Regions from separate parts of the Mus musculus genome. Here region 1 is linked to region 2. The links are chromatin loops, found by intact Hi-C in ENCODE. Cell type or tissue: left cerebral cortex. All regions are shown on one strand. Each heading gives the region's core, and the rest is flanking DNA. Links, peaks and the distances in the headings are about the cores only.

Region 1 (12,351 bases), core at 2,678-10,677, 380 kb before region 2:
GGTTGTAGTCTCTGCGGTTTGATGAGATCTGTCTAAGACAGGAAAGAGCTATCTAACTGACAGCATGACCTTGAACAAGGATTAATCTGGATTTGCATACCTGTACGCATCTGCTCACAGGGTTATCTTGCAGAAATCACTTTCTCTCTACACTTATCTCCTTATCTGCTTCGACAAGGGGCACAGACGTCTAATTAGTCACTGGCTGTAACATTTTAGATCCCCCGAGAGAGAAGAAGCACAGTGCAGTCATCTTTCTGGTTAAGTATTACTGCTCTCAGTTTTCCAACAACGCAATGATTTCTACCATCCTGTGTCTAATGAGCTGAAGAATGAGAACAAGATGATTTTCAAATGTTAGGTAGCCCCTCTTACTGTCCCAAGAAATTAAATCAAATTAAATTAGAATAAAACGCTAATCATAGCTATGGTGCTTAGAATATATCTGGGACCTTATTATTATATTTCATTTATATGTATAATGTTATCTTATAATACATTTTTTGATTAATAAATCTAACTGGTGGATAAACAATTGGCTTAAAATGGAGAAATATCAACTTCCTAGAGAGTATGCGGAAGACTCTCAGTGTCATTGATATGCATACCATATGTGAGGCTGACACAGTTTAATTTTAATTCAGTGGCTGAAGGGCAGACGCCAGGCTACCTGCAACTGAACTCTTATAGGGTGTTAAGTTAGAAAAAACAAATGTTACAATTGGGCTTTGCAACTTAAGAAGTTTTCTCATTATTTCCAGTGTTACTGGACCCACAAAATATGTGGGCAATTTGGGTGGTTTGTTATATTTTCCATGAACTATACTTTCTCTCTCTCTCTCTCTCTCTCTCTCTCTCTCTCTCTCTCTCTCTCTCTCTCTCGTGTGTGTGTGTGTGTGTGAGTGCACATGTGCGTGTTTTGTTGTATTGTGTGTTGGAATTTGGAGGGCAGCGATTTAGTTTGCTGCCTGAGTAGAAAGAATACAAACCATTTCTATGCTGAGAAGAAAATTCTCTTTAGTGAGCCTTTTAAGATTAAGATTCATATCCACAGTGGGAATCAACTTGTGATGCATATTCACAAGGGGCTTTGTCTGCTCCTACGGTGGGGTCTGCAGAGATTTGAAGCACAGTGGTTGCCCTTTCAAGGCACAGATGTGATTTCTTAGGGGTGGAGACAGTAGCAGCAGAAACTCATGGCTTGGATTAAGAAGGCAATTACTGGCTCGCTTATTACTTTTGAAGATGACATTTTCAGTGAAGTGAGCCAGCTGACAGGGTGTAGCTGACACTGGATTCTCATTTTAATCCCATGAGTCTTGAAAATACTAAGTTAAACCTGAGCCATCCTCTTAAAGGGAATTAAGATTAATGCAAAGACCTGATATTCAAAGGGCTTATGGCCTTCAGTTGATGAGTTGGTACCCAGCTGAGCAGAATGATTTTAAAGAATCTATGCCATTTCTGGCATTTTCTCTCTCAATTCCCTTCTGCATTTTTCATTAAATGCTCATTGATGTAGTGTATGGCCTTGTACTCTCTTGACTAGCAAAAGGAGTCCCTTTTACTCTTAGTCTGCAGAAAGGATGCCCTTAGAGGTTGCTGAGGAATAGTTAGCACTGGAGTTCAAATTCTAATTCTGTACTTATCACCTGTTAGCTCCCTGGCTTCAGAAAGCCCCCTGTGTTTCTGAAAATCTGATCTTTCTTCTTCGAAATTAAAATGAAGGGCAATATTGCCTATATATCATCAGGTATAGCAACACCAACAAAGGATCTAAGCTCTATGTAAAATATTGTACAAATGGCATGCTGTGTATTTTGGTTTCTCCAAACAGTGTTTAGAAGTAAAAGCCTGTCTTATATACAAACAACTTAATTGTGTATTCATGCTTGTATGGATGTGCATGGGTGGAGGATTCTTTAATCAACAAAGAGTTTGGGAAGTTGAATATCTTGTAATCATGTGATGAGCAGTCTTGTTTGTATAGTGATTCCCTTAGGTGCCTACTCTGTGTCTGGTATTTGTTTAAGTGCTATGGATGAAATCGTCAACACGAGGGCAATCTCTTGCCCTTTTAGTGTGTGTGTGTTCTTGTTAGCATCGAGACTTCAGGTAAACACAAAAGAGACACAACAAAATGATAAGATAGTTTCAGACAGTGTGATTGCTGCAGAGAAACCCAAACAAGGCATGCACCAGGAAGAGTGGCTTGTGAGAATCTGGACAAATAGAACATGCCAGATCAAATGAAGAATAGGGGGAGGGGGCGGGGGATTGACCCAGAATGCAGATGTAAAGACAAAGAGGTATGAAAGTTCATGAGATATTAGGAAGATGGAAAGATGGGTGGAGAATTTAGGATCTGAAGAAGAGCAGAAGAGGGAGAGTTCGAGGAGGACAAGCAGCCCCTGGGGGAGAGAGTAGGTTGTGGTGAGTGAGCACTTAGGAATTCACTATAGTGGCCCTCAGAGGTTCTTACCAAGTTTTACATGTGATTTGTGCACTGAACATGGGAAATAAACCAGTACTTCTTAAAATTAAAGCAGGGAAAAACAAAATAAAACATATTCCCCCCGCCCCTCCCCGCCCCCGAAACCAATAAACCAAACCAACCAACAGACCAAACCTAAAATAACACAAACCTAGGGGTTTAGAAAAGAGAGAAACCCTCCACTTTCCTGCAGGCTCTAAGAAACTTGCACCCCTAGGGGGCGCCAAAGGAAAATGTTTAAAGGAACTTGCAGCCCCAAGCTGAAGAATCCTATGGCCCAGGTAGCTTCACTGTGGCAGAAAGGGTACTTGGCCTATGAAATCCTATTAAACCAATAACCTGTCCCAAACAGAAAGGCGAAAAGGCTTAGTTTACATGTCGTGGGTCTTGGTTTTCACAGTGGGGAACTGTTTATCATAGGATGGGAGTGGGAAGACATTGGGGGTTATTTTTAATCTTTTCCCATCTGGTAGTATTTGAGTAGAGTATCAAACAAATATGGAGCCAGAATTTGCTTGCTGGATTCACTTGGCAAGAAAAACATATCTATACTTAGAACTTTGAAGACATTCATAATTTGACACTTAGGGTGTGTTTTTCTAAATACTACCCCAGCATATTTTATGTGGTCTTTCAGTAATGTGTACCAAGTAAGGCTACTGTTGAAAGGCAGTAGGTTGTAAATGAGTCTTTCTGTATACATCAGATATCTGTGGTTGATTGTGAGAACAACTCAGACCGAGTTAGGTCTTCAAAAAGGAGGAGAGAAGCAGGAGACAAATGAGGAGGATACAAGAGGGAGGGGCAAAAGAAGAAAGCAATGATTTGCTGACATTGAAACATAGTAAAGAAAAGGAAGAAAAGAACAGGGGTGCTTGGGAGAAAGTAGATTTACATGCTAGGGGTTCAGACATCTGTGTCCACAGAATTTGAAGTGCACAGCTTATACACTGTATAATATTATACAATCCCAGGCAAAGGCCTTAAGGCCTTCTTCAAGGGACACTCTACTATGCGTCAAATATTAAAAGCTTGGGATATTTTCCAGAGAATAGTCACCATTGCCTATGGTGCAGAAAAGTTCACCCACCCAGCTCTCAGCAGGGCTCTTATCTCCCTGTTTCCTGCCCAATGATCCCAGCTACATGCTTTAGATACTCTTAGCTTTTCCTGGAGGAGACACTTTGAAGAGCACAGTCAACCAACTAACCAGATAAGCAGCCGCAGCAAATAGACACAGCCAACATGAAAGGAAAAAGACCCCCAATCCAATTAAACCCCAGAAGGCAATGATGGGAAAAGCTTTCTATTGGGGCTAGTGATCTGCAGATCATCAGTCATTTGCAGTGGGATTGCCCACTATACATGACTAGAAGAGTTTTAACATCAATCCAATACAACAAGAGTAAGCAGAGATGTTGAGAGCAGGACAGATGCATACAAAACGGCCCCTAGCCAAGCACCTCACAGTTGCTTTCTTCCAAAATTGAGTCTGTTGATGTTTCCCTCTGTAAACGAGAAGCCCCCACACCCACTCTCCCTGCTAAGTACCAGATATTTGTTAAACAAAGTGTCAGGCCATTAATTATCAATTGGTTTTAGTGAATTTAAACAACAGATTCTTTGTCTACCTTCCCAGCCAGAGACAACGTGAACTTTGTTCACATAAGCACATTCATATTTAATGAGGGAGAGGAAAAGGGAGAAAGGAGAGTGACAGAGTTGGAGACTTCATCTAAGTATTTCATTAAAGACATCTACATTGAAGCGTCTCTTTTAATTAATAAAAACTTATATTCTTTGCCAAGAGTCTGCCATCCTGAAATTCCTGAGACCTATTTATTTATGTATTTATTTATTCAGAGATCAGGGGCTGGGCACTGTAATCAGAGACAAAACCACGGTAGATCCCCAAGGGCACTAACATTACCCAAATAAAATCCCTGTCATAGGATTGAGAACGATGGGGAGGACCTATTGGAGGGCACCCAGCACTGCAATTCCATGTTTAGCAAAGATGAAATCCATTCAGAAACAAGCCAAGCAGAAAGCCAAGTGAAGAAACCCTTACAGCAATCTGCTGTGAGTTAGCAAAGCGCCACAGCTCAAATCTAGGCAGTTCTCCTCTTCTGTGTGTCCTGTAGACTTTGGGTGTCAGTGGAAAGGCTTATGTTAGAGGACAATTACCAGCCAGAGTAGAAGAGTAAAGTTAGCCGTTTTGTTTCAGTTATTATGAGCCTTGACTCCCCCCCCCAGCCCCCCCGAGACGCACAAAGCCTAAGTAAGCTAAGGAAGCAAACTTACAAGAATGCCCCCTCCCCAGCTCTCTAGAAGTTATTTCTAAACAACCCATGGGAGTGGAGCTGAAAAGCAAGTGCAAGCAGGAGTTACCTGGTTGATGGAAAAGACCGCTAGCCTGGGTATGAGTACTTGAAGGGTGACTTGCAGCAAAGATGTGCCCAGGCCGGCCAAGATGGCCCAGGTGAGAGGCAGGGGAAGCATGCTGTAGGTGGCGAAGAGTGTAAAAAGCACGTAGCCTATGCCGTCGCCCAGAAGCCCATAGCCCAGGCCTGCTGCCAGAATCTGGGTGGTCATAGCCACCCAAGTGACCACGCCGCTGTATTGCAGGTAAGTGTGGGAGGTGTTGTCCTTCCTGACCACCACGAGGGCGCAGATCACCACCTCGATGCCAGTGAAAAAGCCTAGCAGGATGCCCTTGAGAGGGTCCATTGGAGCCGAGGCCAGGCTCAAGTGCAGGACTAAAAGGGTGAGTTTGGTTAGTACATCCAACACGTTCATCACTACCTCCGATTTGCGCCTCTGGCCCAGGAAATAGCGTTGGTAGAGGCGCTCCAGATCCCGAGACTTGAAGGAGTTGCGTAGGGTTGGAAAAATGACCCCTCGGTAGCTGTATCCTCCATTGAGGAAGAAATCCGAGTTACTTGGGGCACAGTCAAGGTGTAGGAAGCCCAAGTCGCCCCCGCCCCCGCTGCCACTGGCACTGCCGCTCCCGCTGCGTTCCGGAAAGACTTTGGTGCCACCGGTGTTGTGCGCTCGCTCTCCGGGGCCCAGAGAATAGAGAGGCAGCACCGAGTCGCTAGACAGCTGCGGCGCGTGGTGATTGGGTCCACTGCCCGCAGGGTTCGAGGCTTTGCGGGAGACCCCGCCGCCGCCGCCGCCTCGGTGCCCGTGGATGAAGCGCTGCTCCGTGATGTGCCGCACCGCCGTCTGCCACAGCAGCCGCTGCGGCCGAGAGCCGCTCCCGTCGTCGCCGGCCGGGGGCGTCGGTTGGATGGTGTAGAGTTCCTCGCTGCCACTAAGGCAGTGCACATCCGAGAGCTCCATGGCTTGGGTCCGCGGGGAGGGAGGCACAGACACTGGTTGTGTCAGTTGGTGATAGGGGTTCCTAAAGACCCAAAGGCCGCTTGGCAGCGATCCCTTCTTTCCTAAGCTGTTCGACTGCAGGAGCCCTGAGCAGGGCCCCCACAGGTCAAGTCATAGTGAGCCCAGGAGCAAGGTGTTCCTGGTAGAATGCAGCGGACCCCTGTGTACTGGCAAGCCACCTTCCCGCCAATCAGCTCAGCTTGGATACGCAGTGAAAGTGGTGGCTGTTTGTCCGCGAAATCCTCAGCGCTCTGAGCCACGCTGTCCCTTTCTGCGCTCCAGCCCCCTGGCTGTCTCTAAGCTCAGCGTCTTGGCGCAGTCTTCCTTCTCCAAGAGGCGCCTGGGCGCCGCGCTTCTGCTGCGCGTCGGGCGGGTCCTGGCTGCGGCACTGGACTCTGGACGCCCACGTCTCGGCGGCTGCAGAAAGGCTGGCCAAGGGTAACCGATGGCTAGGATGGGTGCTAAGTTAGCAGCTGTGGCGGCAATCATCGCCCTTCGGATAACTCCATTGCGCCGGCATGGGGAGCCGGGGCGGAGCTGGAGGCGGGCGCGATGAGGCAGGAGGTGTGGGTGATGGTGAGGCGGCAGGGCGCCCCGCGGGAGGGCAGGAGAAAGGTGGTAGCCTTAGCACTAACAAGTCACCAAACAGTTAATTTGGAGGTGTGCTGAATGAAGCTCTCTCTTCGGTTCCTTCCTCATTGTGGCCACTTCCAGAGCAAATACTGGCAGCGCGGGTTCTGGACTGATGCATTCCTCAAGGAAGATCGTGGCGCTGCTAGCCCCAGGGTCCCAGCCTCCGCTACAGGACTAAGTCACCGCTGCTAGTAGCGATTCTGATGGGTCGCAGCACACAATTCCCATTCCCTTCACTTCGCTCTTTGGAGTCCATTGGGCCTGCCAGACCCCAGGGGGTGTGAGGAAAGCACAAGTGGGAAGGGTAATAAAGCCAACAGCTGAGTTCGAAGAGAAGCCACAGGAGCGGATTCCTGAGCCTGAGAAACGAGCCTTGGCGGGTGAGGCGGCAGGCGAAAGGTTTGAGCGAGAAGAGGCTCCAGGCCGAGTGGAAGTCGATGAGACGCCTCCGGATCCAGGGAAGCGCGGGGCTACTTGGGCGCTCGGAACCGCGCAGCGGGACCGGAGCCTGGGAGGAATTTGGAGACCTGTCAGAGCGGTCAGACACCCGCGGCGACTTAAACCCGCCCCCGCGCCAAACCACGCCCCCGGAACCCAGGATGGGGGTGGGGGAGGGGTGGGGGCTGGGACACGGAGGCACCCAGATCTGCACAGGACGCCCCAGGTCTTGAAGGGCCGCACCGGTGGGTCGAGCGAGCGCGGGCTGCTGGAGCCCCGAGCCTGGCAGCTCTGCGGTGGAGCGCTCCAGCTGGCCGCGCCCGCTGGTTCCTCCGCGGTTCTTTTTTAAGCACTGGCTCCTGCCCTTGGCAGGTGCAGAGCCAGGATCGTAGGCCGCTTTGCCCACGAACTCTTTGAGACCAGAGACGCGCACTAGAGGGGCTCATTTCCGCCCTCCCCACTCGAGAGCGATGTAGTGTGTGTGTGTGTGTGTGTGTGTGTGTGTGTGTGTGTGTGTGTATTTAATGCCAACTTTCAGATTAAAACTAAAATCCTCTCAAGAAGCCACTCTCATAGCGGTGGGCAGCCTTTTACTTTTCTCTGCTCCCGGGGTCTGGGTAGTAGAGGGTATTAGGATGGGGGCGTGGTCTGCATATTTCGAATACTAAATTTGACTGGGCTGTCAAGAAAGGTGCGAAGGAGGACCTTCGGAAAGGCATTTCCAGGGGCCTCCTGGAGGCAGCATTCCTGCCTGCCTAGGTATGTTGAGGGTCGCGGTCAAAACCCAAGTTGCCCCGCAGCGGTTCTTGCATCAGCATCCAATCCAGCGGGGTCCTTGGAGTCTGGCTTTTCAGGGATCTGGTAGCAGTACCAGTCTGGAGCCCCATTCTGCAGGTGGTGGAAATCAACACCTCTGCCACAGCGACTGCGGCTGCAGCCAGTGAAGCTCGGGCCCTGAACACAGTCAGCTGATGGTCAATGACGTCAGGCTCTGGGCGCTTTCGCAACCCCGCGGCGTCCCATGAAAGCCTAAATGACCTGGCCAAGCGGTCTCCAGGACACTATTCCCAACCCCCACCCCACCCTATCTCCCCCGACCCCAACCCCGAGAAGGCGATTTTTTATGCCTTCTTCTAGTGCAAACTCCTAGCTCCTTTTGGTCCTAAGCAAAAACAGCTTTCCCTGAGGATCCAGAGCGCCCTCCTCCCATCCACACCAAACCATTCTCAGGGTTATTTGTAGCGACTGTGCCCCAGAAACCTGTGTTTTGACTCCTCTTTCCAAGTCTTATAGGTCACCTGCCTCGCATAGAGCATCCAGAAAGAACAGGGGAAAGTCCTTTAAGGTGTTATCATTCCTCACCAGCATTTCTGGAATTTGGTGCACTCAAGAGAGAAGGAACTCGATTAAACGATGGATTTTGAATAGAAAGAAAGCTGATTCTATTTTAAGTTCAGCTTGTGAACATATTAATTTGTTAACTGATCCTTAAGGGTCTGGTTGACCCTTGGGAGCTAGAAATTAAGAGCAAAGCATTAAAAACAAACAAACAAACAAACAAACAAACAAACCAAACCCAAAACACAACAAAACTAAAACCAAAAGCCAGGTTGTTATGTAGACATTAACGAAACCAATGTATACATCATCCTGAACAGTTTATTCTACTTTTAGATTCTTGGACTCAGGCTTTCCGAAACTTCTGAAACTCTAGGGTGGCTAATCTTTTAATTTGGAGGAGGGGAGAGAAAGGGACTAAAGAGTGAAGAGTTTCCCCAAAGCTCTCTGGTCTGGACATAGAGATGGGATTGTGGCTTTTCTCTTCTTGAGGGCACCTGTGCAGTCACCTGCGTCCGTGACCACCTAAGCATCAGTGCCTGCGGGAGACGTTTCCTCGGGTTCTTCTGTTTCCTGGAGCCCGAGGGTTCAGCCTGGATCAATGAGGAGTTGAAGGCAGATGGAACTTTCCTGTACAATTCTTCCTCCAAGCTGGACTCTCCCCAGGATGATTTATTCAGCAGCAAGAGGAGGCAGACCAAAGAGGGGGAGACTTGGGCTCAATCAGATAAAATGACTCAGGTTGATGAATGAGCACAGCTTGCTGCAAGGAGAAACTCCAAGAATTTCATGAAGTCAGAGGCTGGAGCAAAAGCAACTCGGAGAAAACATCACGTTGGCCCAGTTGACCTTTTCTTTCTTATTAGGGCACTATCACAGTCTATTGTAAAGTGAGAGAGCTGACTGCGCAGAAGATTCAAGCGTGGTCCTTCTTATTGGGGTGACATGATGCTCTTCAGCCTCCAGAGCATTCTGTTCTTGAACGAGAACTTTGGGTGCACACAAATACTATACTTATTTTGTAATATGCCAACCACCAAATGATTTCTTACTCAAGACATGCCAAGCATTGTGTTGGAGCCTGGGAGGGACTAGGAACGTGCTGTTACTCCCTATATATTTCACAGTATCTACTGTGATCCCACTACAGTATTTTGACATTTTAAATTTACTTTTTTATATAATGACATTTCCCTTTATTTTTGGACTTCTCGTTTCATCTTTCTCCCCTAAAATGCTGCACAGCCCATTCTTCAAACCAGAGTAGTGTCTTTGCATAAAGCCTTTTATGATATCCCTAGTGACCACGAACGAGGTCCTCTTATGCCATCTGATGATATGCTTTGTGAACAGTGGTGTAGCTCCTACCAAAGGGATTATAGATCCTCCATTAAATCCCAGATCTTCATTTTCGTTGCTTCTCCTGGTGAAACATTGATGCCCTTGAAGGGTGGCTCAGCTTTCTTTGTTGTCATATTCCTTGGCTTAAAGGTAATTGTAAGGCTAGTGACATTTTTTCCCAGCCCCTACCAGCTGTCAAGCTCATCCCCAAGTCCTTCATAAGTATCCCACTTAACCATTTCAGTAGTTCTGTGAGTCAGGCTTTGTCTGCTTTTAGGATTCCCATTTTACTGAGTAGGATACTGCACACTGAGGCTTCTTATATATAAGTACCTTTAGGTACATTTGGATAGTCCAAGTCTCAAATGCACATACTTAATGAAAGTTTTGTAATTAATAATGACTAACTTAAGCAAAGCTGGTAGAAGTGAAAACACTAAATGTATGCTGATTTTTCAAAGGCAGATTAAGGGATTTCTGAGGTTTTTGTTGTTGTTGTTGTTGTTGTTTTTTGTTTGTTTGTTTTGTTTTTTAATGTGGAGAAATCTGATCCTTAAGTCCAAATAGCAGATGAATGTATCAGAACAGAGTCTTTTGTAAATGGGTGGAAGGCTTATTCATTTTGGCTTACTATTTTTATAATTGTAAAAAATAAAAAACAAAACAGATTTTCACATATTAGATTTAGCCCAAACAATTGACTTAACCTATTTTTTCACTAGTTTCATAGTGATAAAATATTCTTTTGCCTCTTTGGAAAATAACATTTGTTTTGTGATGTTGATGCCTACCACGGACTACATTTACAGTAGCTATATTTAAGAAAGAAAATTGGCTGTCCCCTCAAGAAGTACCGTTGACTCCTTAGCTTGATTGCATTCACACACAGGTTTAGATTCTAGAAAACATGTGCTCTTTGTTAAATGCCCACAGAAAGCCTGTCCCTGACTGAAGACATTAAATATTTACATGTAAAAGAAAAGTTGGACTGAGTTCAACCCCAGAGATCCTGTTTCTAAAGGATGGTGTTGGTGACAGGGCAGCTTCCCAAGTCAGAAGTCCCTAAAGGAAAAATGGCATGTCTTCTTCCCTTGGAAAGCTGTAGTTAGAGGACAACCACAACATTTCTGCTTCTGTTGACCTTCAGGAGAAGCCTGTGTCTAAGGCAAATAGAGCCCTCTATGGAAAGGACTGCCTTAAAAAGTTTGCACAACCATCTCACCTGGAATGCAGCACAGTGTATGTAAGGTAGAAGAACAAAGTATCAGCTTCACTCCTGTTTCTTCTCTGTCTCAAAAGCTACACGATGGAATAAAATATCTGTAGACAGTTCGGGTCTTCACAGGAACTAGTTTAAATTAGATTTTGGTGCCTGTAAGGAGAAAACTGTCTCTCTGTAAGAAAATGGTTTTGAGACAGGGAAGGCAGAGCTCATAGCATTGTCAGGCAAACAACAAAAAGGAACCTCCAAGGGAGACAGACATAAACATATTCTGCTTCTTAAAAGACGATCTCTGGTTTAATTAGAGGGTGAGATCACTATGACATTGTTGCTGGAATTCCAAAATTACAAGAACACCCTCCTCCCCATTCCTTACTCCCCCCACAACACACTAAAGAGGGACTCGAAGATCCCAGGCTTCCAGTTAGAGTCTTTGGCCTGACCATTGCTCTTTTCCATCCTTAACTCCATTACTGGCTATAATTCATAAAGGGGAGAAAGAGAGGAGAGGAAAGGCAAGGGAGGAAATGTGGGAGGGGCATCTAAAACTAAGGGTTATTTGAGACCATGTATAGAAACCTAATATAGTTGAAATGCCCTATAATATGCACACATATAAAAGTCATCTACATGAAACTGGAAACATCTCGTGTCACCAAATGTAACTCTAGTACTAGGAATGGCTATATCTAATCAAGTTATTTGTTCTCACAAGGACCCCAAAGAAACCTTCAAACAACCTAGGCTATTCCCAATGATACGGGTGGCTCTTCACAAGCTAACAGTAAGGCCCCATTACTGAACATAATCCCTACACTGAGCAAGGAGAGGTTGAGTTGGTGCTACCTAGAGCCTTTACCTCTATGGTCTAGTGTTCATGGTACAGGAAGGTACTGTGTTGCACACTACCAGACTAACCCAGCTACAAACCTTTAGATGCACTGGCACAATAGTGGCACAAAACTCGTGGGAGTAACCAACCAATATCTAGTTTGACTTAAGGCCCATTTCATGAGATGAAATCCACACCCAAAACTGCCTATGTGGCCAAAACTAGATAGGCCTGGGACCAAGGGCTAAAACCAAAAAATACTGTTCAGCTAAAGGAGCATAGCAATAAAATGAATCTTGACATTCAACTATTCTTACAGATCCAGGCTTTGCTCAGCCATTAGCAGAAAAGGTTTCTCCTACAACAGATGGGCCATAGGTAGAAAATATGCAAAGAGAGAGGGAGGGAGAGAGGGAGAGAGGGAGAGAGGGAGAGAGGGAGAGAGGGAGAGAGGGAGAGAGGGAGAGAGGGAGAGAGGGAGAGAGGGAGAGAGGGAGAGAGGGAGAGAGGGAGAGAGGGAGAGAGGGAGAAGGACAGAGAGAGGGAGAAGGACAGAGAGAGAGAGAGAGAGAGAGAGAGAGAGAGCTTGGAATACCTAGTCCTAAGTGGAATATCTCCATCAAATTTCCCCCTCAGGGAATTTTGTGGAAGTGAGGTGGAAAGCATGTG
Region 2 (12,351 bases), core at 2,843-10,842:
TCTATTTAATCTTAGTTCAAAATCTCAGCCAATAAATGTGTAAGTTCTCTAGGGATTCTATGACAATTGGGTGAAACTATACTGCAGTTTTCTTACAGTTGTATCCTGACAATTGTATCTCAGTTTCTTTCAAGCAATACCTCGGGTCAAAGGTTAAATGTTGGTACTTAGAATTGTTAATATTTATTATCAACTTTATTAGATTTAAAAACATACTTCTGGATGTCACATAGTATCTGGAGATAATTAGGTCATATAGGCACTGGCCTAGCAAGTAGATAATTTCCTTGATAGAATCATGGTAAGAGGACATTTTACATAGATGAAGAAAATCAAAAGGGAGGCCTACCTTGAGTCACTAGGGCTGTATCTCTAAAGACTATACCTTACCCTAACCTCTCCCTGCATTTCCTTTTCTCTACTTCATGGGTTACTATGATGTGAACAGTTCTACTTGATCACACTCACACCACTCTAATAGAAAGATGGTCTTGAAACCAGGAGGAACTTTCTTCTTTTTAGTTGTTAATGTCAGATATTCTGTCACACAGAAATAGAAATCTAACAAGCACAGTATTGTAGTAGGGAACTCAACTTAGATTATATAACAGCAGAAGGCAATGAAAAGCTAAGAATTGGAGAGGAAACGTGTGTTGGCACATTTTAAAACTGTGTGTACAAAGAAACACAGAAAAGTTCTTTGTCATTCAGGAATATCTAGCTAGGCTCTTAAACATAGGTTGTCTGTCATCTTCTCCGTATAGCTGTCTGAAGATCACTTCCTGAGACAATGACTACCCCACATCTTTTGCATCTCAGCTCTTGTGATCTTTCTGGCAACTTCTCAGAAGAGTCGTATCTTACTTGACACGGTGGCATTTCACCCAAGACTAATGAAGGAGGGAGCATCTCATTTATACAGTCAGACCTGAAGCAGCTAGGTGCTGTAGTTGCTGGGATTCTAACACGAATGCAAATGGTCTCTACCTGGAAAGGAGCATGTGCAAACTAATCCCCTTACATACATTATTATTTCAGTTTCTTCATAAAAATCACTCAAGTTCAGGGTGGGAAAAAATAAAGCTCAGGTTCAGACATGCAGCCTTTTAAGTGGAAACTCTAAAGCTGAGGGGCAGGTTTTGACTGAATAGTGAGAATAAAGCTGACCTTAGGTCAACGGTTCTCAACCTTCCTAATGTTGCAACACATTAGCACAGTTGTTCATGTTGTGATGACCCCTAATATTATTTTTTTTTTACTGCTTCATAACTGTAATTTTCCTACTGTTAGGAATGTCAGTGTAAATACCTGTGTTTCCTGATACTCTCAGGTGGCTCCTGTAAAAGGGTTTTCAGTTCCCTAAAGGTGTAATGACCCACAGGTTGATACCACTGCCTTAAGGAATTCATCATTATTCTCAGTTATCAGTAATAAACTTCTTCTAACTAGTGTCTTTTTAGTTAGAGTAATCAGTCTTAAATGACTTTTTTGACCATTATTTATTTTTTACTAACTGGAAATCTAATTCACACAATTAGAAAATTAAGTACTAGGACATTTAAAGTTTTAATAGAAAGGCAAGAGTAGAAACCGTAAGAAGCGTTTCATTCTTGTACATAAAAGTCTAATTTTTAAGACAGGGGGGACAGGGAGGTTCATGGTGTAATACTTTCAGGATCTGGATAACTATACATTATAATCTAAGATTCCCCCTCTCTTCTCTCTCTCTCTCTCTCTCTCTCTCTCTCTCTCTCTCTCTCTCTCTCTGTGTGTGTGTGTGGTGTGTGTGTGTGTGTGTGTGTGTGTGTGTGTGTGGTGTGAAAGTATTTTCTCCTATCAATCTCCATTTAAACTTTTAGAGACAGGGTCTCACATTGAACCGGGAGCTTACCAATTGGCTAACAAACCCAGAGGATTCACGTGTGTGTGTGTGTGTGTGTGTGTGTGTGTGTGTGTGTGTGTGTGTGTTGTGTGTGTGTTGTGTATGTATAGAAATTACAGGTTGGTGCTGCCACATGGACTATTACATATGTGTTCGGATCAGGGATCAGTCCTCTTAATTGCACAGCAAACACTTTACCTACTCAGCCATCTACCTAAGCTCTCCACTTCTTCAGGTGTTTGGCTCTCTATGGTGCTCATCTACCTACCTGCCTACCCAAAACACCAGCACTGACCCTGTGTCTGCTATCTATTCCATTGCCAAATGTTTTAGCTTATGTAAAAGGAGATGAAGTAGTAGGGCTTCAGTTCTTTAAGGGTAACTTTGGCTTTAGAAAAGGCAGCAAAATGCTGTTAAGAAAAAAAGCTTCCTTTGGCATTTGCATCTACTATTAAGTATTTTTGACATCTACAGATTAAAAACAGCCTGTTACTATGAAGGCACTATGAAACTAACTGCATATCAAAATGACATACAGCATTCATTTCTTGACAAGAAGCTAGCGTTTGGAAAACACACTGGGCTACAAATCTGAATTGGAGAGGAGGAGGAGAAAATAAAACAGTGTGATGCTATAAGTCAGTCAACTAACACCATATTTCAAGAACTCCGTTGCACACATCAATTATCTCCTTTAATCTTTCACATTAATAAGTACTGATATCATGATTTTTCCAAGTAGAGAAAACAGAATCCTTGAGTACACACACACACACACACACACACACACACACACACATTCTTCTAATTCAGATCTGTGTGTAGAATTTTCCCCAGTCACTTCACTGTGTGCTTCCTAGCTAACATTCACTGTACTTTTCAGAATGTGTTCTTTATACTCATGTTAGAAGCTTTCCAATTGTACCACATCCAGTGATAGGAACATTAGAAATCAGCAAGGAACAGCATTGAGTCTAAATGCAGAGAGTTAATAAGTGGCAGAGGCCAATTCAGCTTCAATTCAATTCAGCCCAAATGCCCAGTATTCTCATCACTTCACGCCACTGCCCATGTACCAAAAGGATACAGCTAGATTAGCATTATGAATTCTGTCCATGGCACCTTCAAACACAGGCCCATGAGTGATAATGATTCAATCATTATTTGCTAATATTCTAAAGAGATCATTCAAGGATAATGTCCTTTATCTTCATTCCTCAAACTATGATTATCTACAGTTTACAGGCAAGAATAACTTTAAAATCTCTCAAGCATTTCTAAATATGAATAAAACACAGGTTGAAAACCCATTATGTGAAGTAGTTTGAGCCACGAAGTTTCAGATAATTTGAGTTTTGGTCTATTTATATATGCTAATGAGATAAGAATGGAATCTAAATTTAAATATACTCTCCATTGTGCTTAATATGCACCTATGCAAACAGCCTGGAATTACTTTCATTTAATTCTTTTAATAGTTTTGTACCTGCAATAGTTTCACCGTTTGGAATATTCCAGTTGTGGCACCATGTAAGCCCCCAAGAAACAGTATGTTTTGGAGTATATGGCATGTTATATTCTCATATTAGAAATATGTAGTGAAAACCTGTAGTGAAAACCCATGATTTTCTTTAAATACCAATTGTAATGCTGAAAACAACAACAGCAACAAACCAAAACCCAAATCAAAACCAAGACAACCATCCAAATATCCATAGGAAACAGAAGAAGTCGGCACTTCAATGTTGATTGCTTTACAGAGCATAAAGAATGGAGCATTGAATTACAGAGAAGTTGTCCCTTGTCTGGCCAAGGGCTCACAAAGATGTTTACATATCAACAGAAATACAAGATGAGCTAGATTGTTGGGAACCATTCCTTTCTTTTTCCCATTCTCTCAGAGCCTGTACTAGGGGAAGAGAGTATACAACCTCCAACAGCCATGCTTGTCTGTCTGCTATAAAGGTTACTGTTTTTCAGGATAGGCATAGATGCCAATACAAGCACTAGACTTAGAGACATAAACTGTCCAAATGAGAAGGTCAAATGTTACTTTCTCTGACTGTACCCGCTGCAGTTCATTGTTTTAATATTTTATTATTTTTACTTTTGTGTATATGATTTGAAGGGTAGAAGCAAGTGTGCCATAGAGCACATGTGGAGGCCATCAGACAACTCTGTGGAGTCCATTGTTTCCTTCTCCCTTTATGTTAGTTCCAAAGAACCAACTAGAGTTCTTTGAATTACACAGCAAGCACTTTGCCATTGAGCCATCCTCTTGGCCCCAGTGCAGGTAATTTTACAGCCTAAGAACATGCCACAACATGGAATGAACAGGTGATTATAGCTGGACAGAGATGGTGTTAGCTATGTTGATCATATTTAACACTACAAACAGTAATAATATATGGTCTAATTTATTAAACATGGAAAATCTTTTTAAGGGAACAATGTACAACCACTAGAAATGATGGGTGCAAGGATTTTATTAGGCAATGTGGAAGATTTTTTTTCTATTATCATCTTTGGTTAAAAAGAGGGCTTCAGTATTACAATCAAAATATGACCCAGGTTATATGTAAAGGTAGATCGTCTTCCAGTTCATCCCTATCTACTATTCTCATAAAGAAAAGGAAACACAAACACAGCATTAAAGAAGTTATTTTGACTTGAACACAAAGCAGCTGTATTTGAATGAGCTATGATCTTCTTTCTTAAAGAGGTTCCTTTTTCCTAGGTTTTCAAATTATATGTGTGGGGGAGGAGCTATGTACACAGGTGTGTGTAAATGCCTGCTAAGGTGAAAGTAAGCACAGGCCCTGGAGGCTGGAAGTACTGATGGTCATGAGCTACCCCAAAAGGATGCTAAAAGCAATGTGCACTCTTAACCACTGAAGTAGCTCTCCAACTACAAGTAGGACCTTCGTTACGCAGAAAAAAAGGCAAGAGGACAGCTGGTTACATTTGAAGCATCCTCGTGAAATAGAGATGGACACTCTCTTACCCTCCCGAAGCAGTTTTTAAATCTATTTGGGATTATTTAACCCTACTCTCATGCTCAATTTAAAGAACTGTTCTTTAATTAAGTGATTAAAATGGCTTAGTTTAATTGGATTGTGAATTCTCAGTGTGGCAAGAAGCCAGTTCTGGTTGTCAAGATATAAAGAGAAAAATTTTGTCATGGAAACTATATCTTTTAAACTATATTTCTTCACATTTAGATGAGAATTTCATGTTATAAAAAGAAATTGAACATATTGGCTACCATCCAAACAGACTTTAATATTTCAGTCAGAAAGTGGTCATCTAAAATATCTTACACACTTTGAACAAAACCGACCAAGAATTTAAAAATAAAAATTTCATTTAAACTATAGAACATATCAGTAACAGAAATATCTGGGTGAGAATTCCCACATTGATAAGATAGGGTTCATATTGATCAATTTATACCTTCTTAGCTATCTTACCTACATTGGAGGATAGAAAATTAAATAGTGTTGACTCTGAAATACAACATTGTCCTTTCCCAGAATGAAAATCAATTTTCTCAAGTTAAAATTTACATCAGTAAATGAAGTTTTAAGGAGTTTAATATTTGAATCAATACTTAGGTAGCATTTCTGTATAGTGAATGTTATGTGTTATGTTGGAAATTGATTCTTTGACAGGGAATTAAATTACCAGTCATTTGCTTTAAAAGTAAGTAAGTAAAAAAAAAAAAAAAAAAAAAAAAAACAGATCGAGACAATCCAGAGAACTGAACTAAGAAAAAAAGGGAACACCATTGTCAAGATGCCATTAATTCTGTGATAAAATAGCGTTGCTACCGGAACCTCCTCCAGTATTAAGGAGGATGGGGCCATCTAAAGCAGAGCCACAGTGGGTCACTATTCATCAGAGGGCAGAAGGATCCAGATAAAGAACTTGGACCTTGTTCTATCACCCCTACCAAACAGACATATTTATTGGTGGAGAGTTTGAACTAATATTGACTTGAAGTACTGGGTGTCTGTTGCTACTGGTGAAGTGTTACTACTACCCACAATGCAATGCATTGCAGTCACTAGAGTTGTCATCTCTAGGTAATGTGGTGAGGTACAGAATAAGATAAAGGTATTGTAAAATCAAAGAGGAATTGTATTCATCAATACGGGTTTCGAAGGGATTTATGTTCCAATCACCAGTGTTCTGGTTAGACTTTTAAGTCAAAACTGTGACTGTGGGCTGTCTCCGCAGCATATTTTCACACACACTTTCTGTTGCTAAGCATCTTACAAAAGGAAAGAGAACACTGGCAGCATGCAGGAGGTTCACCCTGTGATTTTCACAACTTATTATGTTGAAAGAGTTTCCTGCTCACAGGAGGATACTGGGACATTAGATCCACATAAATGTGTTGAATTGAGAGGCCATGCTTGAAAGATGGGGTAGATGAAGGTACATTGTAAACTCAGGAGAGAAGATGAAGCAGGAGCAGAGCTGAATAGATAGAAAGGCCATAGGTCTTCAGAGGGTTTCTTGGGCATGTACTGGTCAATATATGCAGTGAAGAAGTCAGAGGCCTGGAATATGTCAGCCGACAGAAATGATGGTTACAGTGCCCACTGGTGGGGATAGCACACAGATCTTCCAGCCAGCCTGTAGAACTTCACTGGTTCATATGTACTGGGAAGAATACACAGAAGACTGTATGAAACCTCATTAGTAAGAAATAATGAGCATTAGACTAACCACTTCTCCAAACTCGCTTACCAAGATTAAAAAGCAAGAAACTATTTTTGACAACAGCAAAATAAAACAAAATCAAGCAAACAAACAAAACAAGAAGAAAGCTATATCTAACATATACAACATCCCAGAATAGAGATGGAAAATGTTTCTAGGAATAAAGTGATAACATTATATTCATTAAGTAAACTCCAGAATGTATGGAGTACAACAAAATTTCAAAAACATGCAGAAAATCAGGATATAATCCACACTGAAAATAAACATCCTTCCATGTCAGTGAACCTAAATAGACACAGATATAATGATTGTTACAAAAGATACTTACAGTTATTACTAACTACGATTCCTATAGTCCAGTGTAAGGATGTTTCATAGAAATAAGGAAGATGTATTTAAATACCAGATTGATGGTATAGGGACTAAGACATCTAAAAATTACACAAAAATAATATGAAAAAAAAAGCAAAGATATACTCATCATTGTCAAAGGAAACTTTGTTATGGTAGACATCAGATGGCTCAGTAGGTAACAGTTTCTGGTTTATTAAGTATGAGGATATGAGTTCAAATTGCCGAAACCCATATGAAAAGCTGAGCATTATTGTGCATGCTTTTAACCCCAGGATTGTGAGGATGTGTGTGAGTGTGTGTGTGCATGCACGTGTGTGTGTATGTGTTTGTGAGCATAGAAACAAAACTGAGAAAGAAAATACCATAAGTGTTTACGCTTAATGTGATAATCATTTTATTTGATTCCTTAAAGAAGAGCAAAAGAAAATAACTAAGACTTTGAAGATAATACAGTTTAGGTTTTCCCAAATACCATGAAAAGTGTAAACTACAGATTCATAGATCCCAATGGACCCTTATTACAGAACCATATTAAGAAGCAATGATGCCTCAGGGAGACTTTAAGAATATTTTCCATGAGTTTCTGCAATATCTCAGCAGATTCTGGATCTGGATCTAGAATAGGACTTGCAGGAGCCATCTACATGGAGACTAGTATCCCATCTTTAAGCAACTTCTTTCTCAGACTGTGTTAGTGACTCTGCATCTGTGTAATTCCAAAGTGCCAGAAATAAGGCCCATATAAACATTTTGCAAAAGCTGTACTTCTCCTTTAAGAAAACTGAAGCAATGCCCAGTGCTTACCACTTGCACTCTCACAATCTCCCACTGAATGCTACACTCTCCCTTCAGATTCATGTGGTTCTTCAGTCCTCGAGTTTGTCAATTTCTAGCAGTCGATAAATGGGCATTACAATCCAGTCCTACCCCTTCCAACTGTCTGGGAGTCTCCCACAGTACAGGTAAGGAACTGACTTAAGGACAAACTTGGTGGCAGTTCTTTTTAGAATGAGAAAATGAAGCACAAAATATGAGTTAAAAAAATTCGAATGAGCCCACAACCCTGGAAACTTTGGCAGTTGTAGGGATATAGACAGGATTAGACAGTCTAAGTATACGTCATATTTAAGAACTACAGGCTGTCTGATAGAGGACAGTTCAAACGTGAATTGAAGTACTCCAAGAGGTTCCATGAAGTGTGCCAGCTCCCAGACGCAGTGACTTGTTAGAAGGTTCCTGGAGCAATTGCTATTGCATGATGAGGAGCTTCAGAGAAGTGTCTGGAAGATTACCTGCTTTTTCCTGATCTTGAGCCAGGGAAACGTCCTTGATTTCTCCTTCCTTCCAGAGTCCCATCTTCCTTAACCCGCTGAGTCAAGAGACTCTTATGGGACTCAGAGTTCTCTTCATCTGTTACCTCTAGTGCTTAAGTCCTCTCTGAGGCTCCTGAACTGGATTTCAGTTTTCTGATCTGGCTTAGAACTTGTTTTGCATTTCTGTCGGTCAGAGACAAAGAAGTTTTACTTTAAAGGGTCTTCTTGATTCTTGAATACATTCCTTTTATCGATTGGTTAAAACTTAAGTGCTTGGGTTAGACACATTCTTGGTTTACCATGAAACTGGTTCCAGGCTGGAGTTCAGGACTCACATCTCTGGCCTTACTTTCAAGTTCCAGTTATGTGACCTCTCCAAGGCACGATGACTGTGGCAATCATGCTGAGACAGGGTGAGAAACACAGAGAAGTCACATCTTTATAAGGCTACTATTACCTCAACCAATAACTTTGAGAAAATTAATTAAATATGTCACTCAGCTAAAATTGCCAGTGAAACTCAATCAACCTATCTTTTTTTTTTTTTTTTGGTTTGTTTTTAGATTATAACTTTATTACATCTCTCCTTTCCTTTTTCTGCTCCCAAACTCTTATGTACTACCTCCCTGCTCTTAAAATCAATGGCCTATTTTTTTCATTAGGGATTATTATTCCAATGGATACATGTACCAAACACTTCTCTACTTAAGACATGGGGGTGTAAAGATTGTAAGAGTCAGAGGATTAGGGAAATTGCTGTGAAATTGTGTCTCCTAGTAAAGTAACATCAGAAGCTACGATTATTAAATCTGACCAACATGACTACCCAAACATGATTTGAACAAGGATGACAGCCATAGAGATGTCAACCTAATTAGGAGAAAGCCCATGTGGTGATCCTTCCACAGATGAGGGAACACCAATCAGTCCATCTTAATGTCTCCTGGTTTCTGACCACTTACATATATACATATGTGTGTGTGTGTATGTGTGTGTGTGTATATATATATATATATATATATATGTGTGTGTGTGTGTGTGTGTATGTCTATACATATACATGTGTGTATTATTATATATTCATATATAGGAATAAAATATATCAATATATTTATGAATAAAAATATCAAAAGATGAAGAGAACAGAGTTCTGATTCAATGGTGGGTCTTGGTAAAGAGAATTCTCCTAGAATTACAGCCACTATGGCCTTTTGTCTCCATGGTATTCTCCATGATAATTCTGCATAATGTTAAATGCCTCAGAACAGAATTTGGAAGCCATGAGATGATGTGCTAGATTTGTCTGTATGTAAATTCATGAGTCTGATTTCTCCTTAATAATGTCCTAGATCCTCATAGTTTTTGAAACCATAATAAAATCTTATATATCATTTTTATGCAAGCTCATGAGCACAGCATGACTGAATGAATTTGTGACAGGGTTTCAGCCAAGGATATGACCTACACAAGCTACTGAGACCTTGGTCAAGCCACAGAGGCCTTGTATGTTCAATCATAAAGTTAGTACCTCTAGTTAGAGTCTCTGCAATGTCTCTTGCAGATGCCTTATTTTAGAAACCACTCTTCTCTGACCTAAGCTTCCTTGTCAATCAGCAGCTTTCTGAAATAACAATTTTGTGGAATAAATTATGTCAAAATGAGTGGGTGAGAAGTGTGTGCCCTCACAGCCAGAACACATTTGAGTGTGTTTGCAAATATACTAACTTCACATTCCTCTTTTTAAGGTCCCAGTTGTCTTTTGGCATCTTGATGAGTAAATGAATTCCAAACCAATTTGGAACAAGCAAAATATGTTATTATGAGATATTTGTTTTCTGAAACAATTGTAGTCATGAAGCCTTTCTTTTTAATCTTTCCCCTCCTTCACTTCTTTTAGCCTGCCTTTTTTTTTTTTTTTTTGATTAGTTATTAGAAAGGGCAAGTTGAGAATAACATGGATTCACAGATTTTGAAGCACAATGATGTGGAAGTTTACATCTACAAAGCAAATCAGGAGAAAAAGAAGGCAGGCAATAGCTAGGAAATTAACAGCAGAAACAAAAGTCCCCTTTTATATTCCCTGTCATCAAACTCTCCAGCCAAAAATAGCCATCATGCCAGCTCCATCTGGAGAAAGAATGGTCCGTTTGCCATCTGCTGAGACAGAAAGGCACACACAAACTGTGATTTAAAGTCATCAGAAATAGAATTAAATAACGTATGTCCGAATTAAGGGAATCGCTACACAATCTTTGCTGAGGCCACGGGGTGCCTCTCTGCGGGTGTGTGTCATTCAGAGAGTAAAAGCTAAATCCTTTAATAATCAGGAAACAAATGTGGGGTGCACTGAGGGGCAATGAATAAAAGACTTTAGGTGACAATCATATATTACTGAATAGGGATGGGGGGGATTGGTGCTTGCTGCAAAGCATTGAGTGCTTTTTTTTTGAGGAAAGGTTAAACACAGACCTTTTCTACTGAAGCTTTACAGTTCAGAGGATGCCTGTGTTACATCTTATTAGAAACTAAGGACTTATTAGAAACTTCAGAAAGCCAGATGAGGAAAACACTGCTGAAGAATTGTTCTTGGGATCCTTCAGTCAAGCTTGTTCTCCTGGGGGCTGGACAAAGAAGCAAAGAATACTGGGTACATTCCATCACTAGCCTCCTATCTGTGGGGGCCTTATGCTTAGGAACTCACAGAGAGTTTGCCATCAGACAGATTTAACTATTTCTCTTGCCTGTTGTTATTGACAGGGCTGACTTGGATAAGCTTCGTTACCCATTGGGCCTCAGGTGTTCTCATCTATAAGATGATCATTGCAAAAATATGGAGAAGGCCAACAAGTGCCAGATGCTGTTGTAATTGCTTTATATAGATTAACCCATTTAATTCTAACCACAGTCCCAGAAAGATGGCCCTGAATTAGCCCCATTTTTGCAAATGAGGAGATCAGCCACAGAGAGAATAAGTCTCTTCCTCAAGATCTCATAACCAATACAGGTTGGCAATGTGAGCCCTGCAAGTTGGATAGTGCCAAAAATATTAGTTTCTGGTTCATATTACAAGTTCAACAATTGTTGGCATGCTACTCTACTTCCTAGGCAACAGTTTGCATATTTAATCAATATTTTTTGAAAGTGGCTAATATGTACTGTAGCCATGCCATGCAGTAAGAGCTCATATTTATCAACTCATTTATGTCTTGTAATACTCACTACTCATGGCATCTGTACCAGTTGTACCTATGATTTTATCCCTGCGCTTCCTTTTGCTTTTAATGTTTTTCCCCAAATATCCACATGGCTTTCCTGTATGCTCCTCAAATTTCCCTAAAAAGTGAAGCTAACACGACATATACTCCATCATCCCATACCCCAGGCCTTACTCTATTATGCTTTGCAATGCACAGAAACATCTGATGGACCATACAGTCCTTATTTCTCTGTCTTCCTCAAAATGATACAAAAAATCTTTTTAAGGGCATGGATTATACTTCTCTTGATAACCTCTATTCTATACTCTCTTCCTTTTAGACACACATTCCTTAAATAAATGAAGAAATTACCCATTTTAAAGTTGAAGAAATTGTTACAAAGAGATTTTCATGAATTGTACCAAAATAAAAAAGGTATAAAGAAGACAGATGCAAGCACTGATGTCCTAGTGCTATGTGGAGGTATGAAAATGTCCACAGCATGGAAGTACTCATGGGCTCAAACTCCTACTCTGGAAAGTGCTGTACACAAAAGAACCCTGTGTCTTTAGGCATAGGCAATTCATGTAACATGCACTTGATACCTGGAAGTTACAAAAGGTAACCTATTAAGGATAGTTTTTGTATTGAAATAACATCACTTAATAGATTAAACAGGAAATAAATAACCTAGAAAACTAAAAAAAGGGGGGGGGAATGGCAGTATTTTACAGCAAAGGCCACATGGTATGAGGAAAACAGGAGAATTTTTCTTTAAAGTGAGAATCATAGAAGAACCAACATAGGCAATGTTTGATTCTCAATGAGAAATAGATCTTTACTCTCTGGAAGGAAGAGTGCGGGTAACAGTATG

The links. A loop is a pair of places that touch in the nucleus more often than their neighbours do. Peaks named below come from ENCODE experiments on the same cell type or tissue, not always from the same donor. Only the 100,000 strongest peaks of a DNase experiment are listed, where the experiment ranks them.
Region 1: it touches region 2 in a loop (2.1-fold over the local background); 2 of 42 quality-filtered maps call a loop at or near these places.

Annotation. Positions count from the first base shown.
Region 1 is chr15:64,915,267-64,927,617 of GRCm38, forward strand. Adcy8 (adenylate cyclase 8) reads right to left here and starts at 7,030. Exons shown (of 18, transcript NM_009623.2): 1 at 4,886-7,030. The coding sequence starts at 5,839. In left cerebral cortex, for the core only: CTCF peaks have their summits at 2,717 (motif pointing right) and 5,787; DNase peaks (open chromatin) are centred at 2,732, 3,551, 4,603, 5,033 and 7 more places; H3K4me3 peaks cover 5,569 bases; H3K27ac peaks cover 4,354 bases.
Region 2 is chr15:65,297,806-65,310,156 of GRCm38, forward strand. No RefSeq gene overlaps it. Among named protein-coding and RNA genes, the nearest start is that of Adcy8, 380 kb to the left of the region's middle. In left cerebral cortex, for the core only: no CTCF peak of the experiment used is centred there; DNase peaks (open chromatin) are centred at 6,136 and 10,410.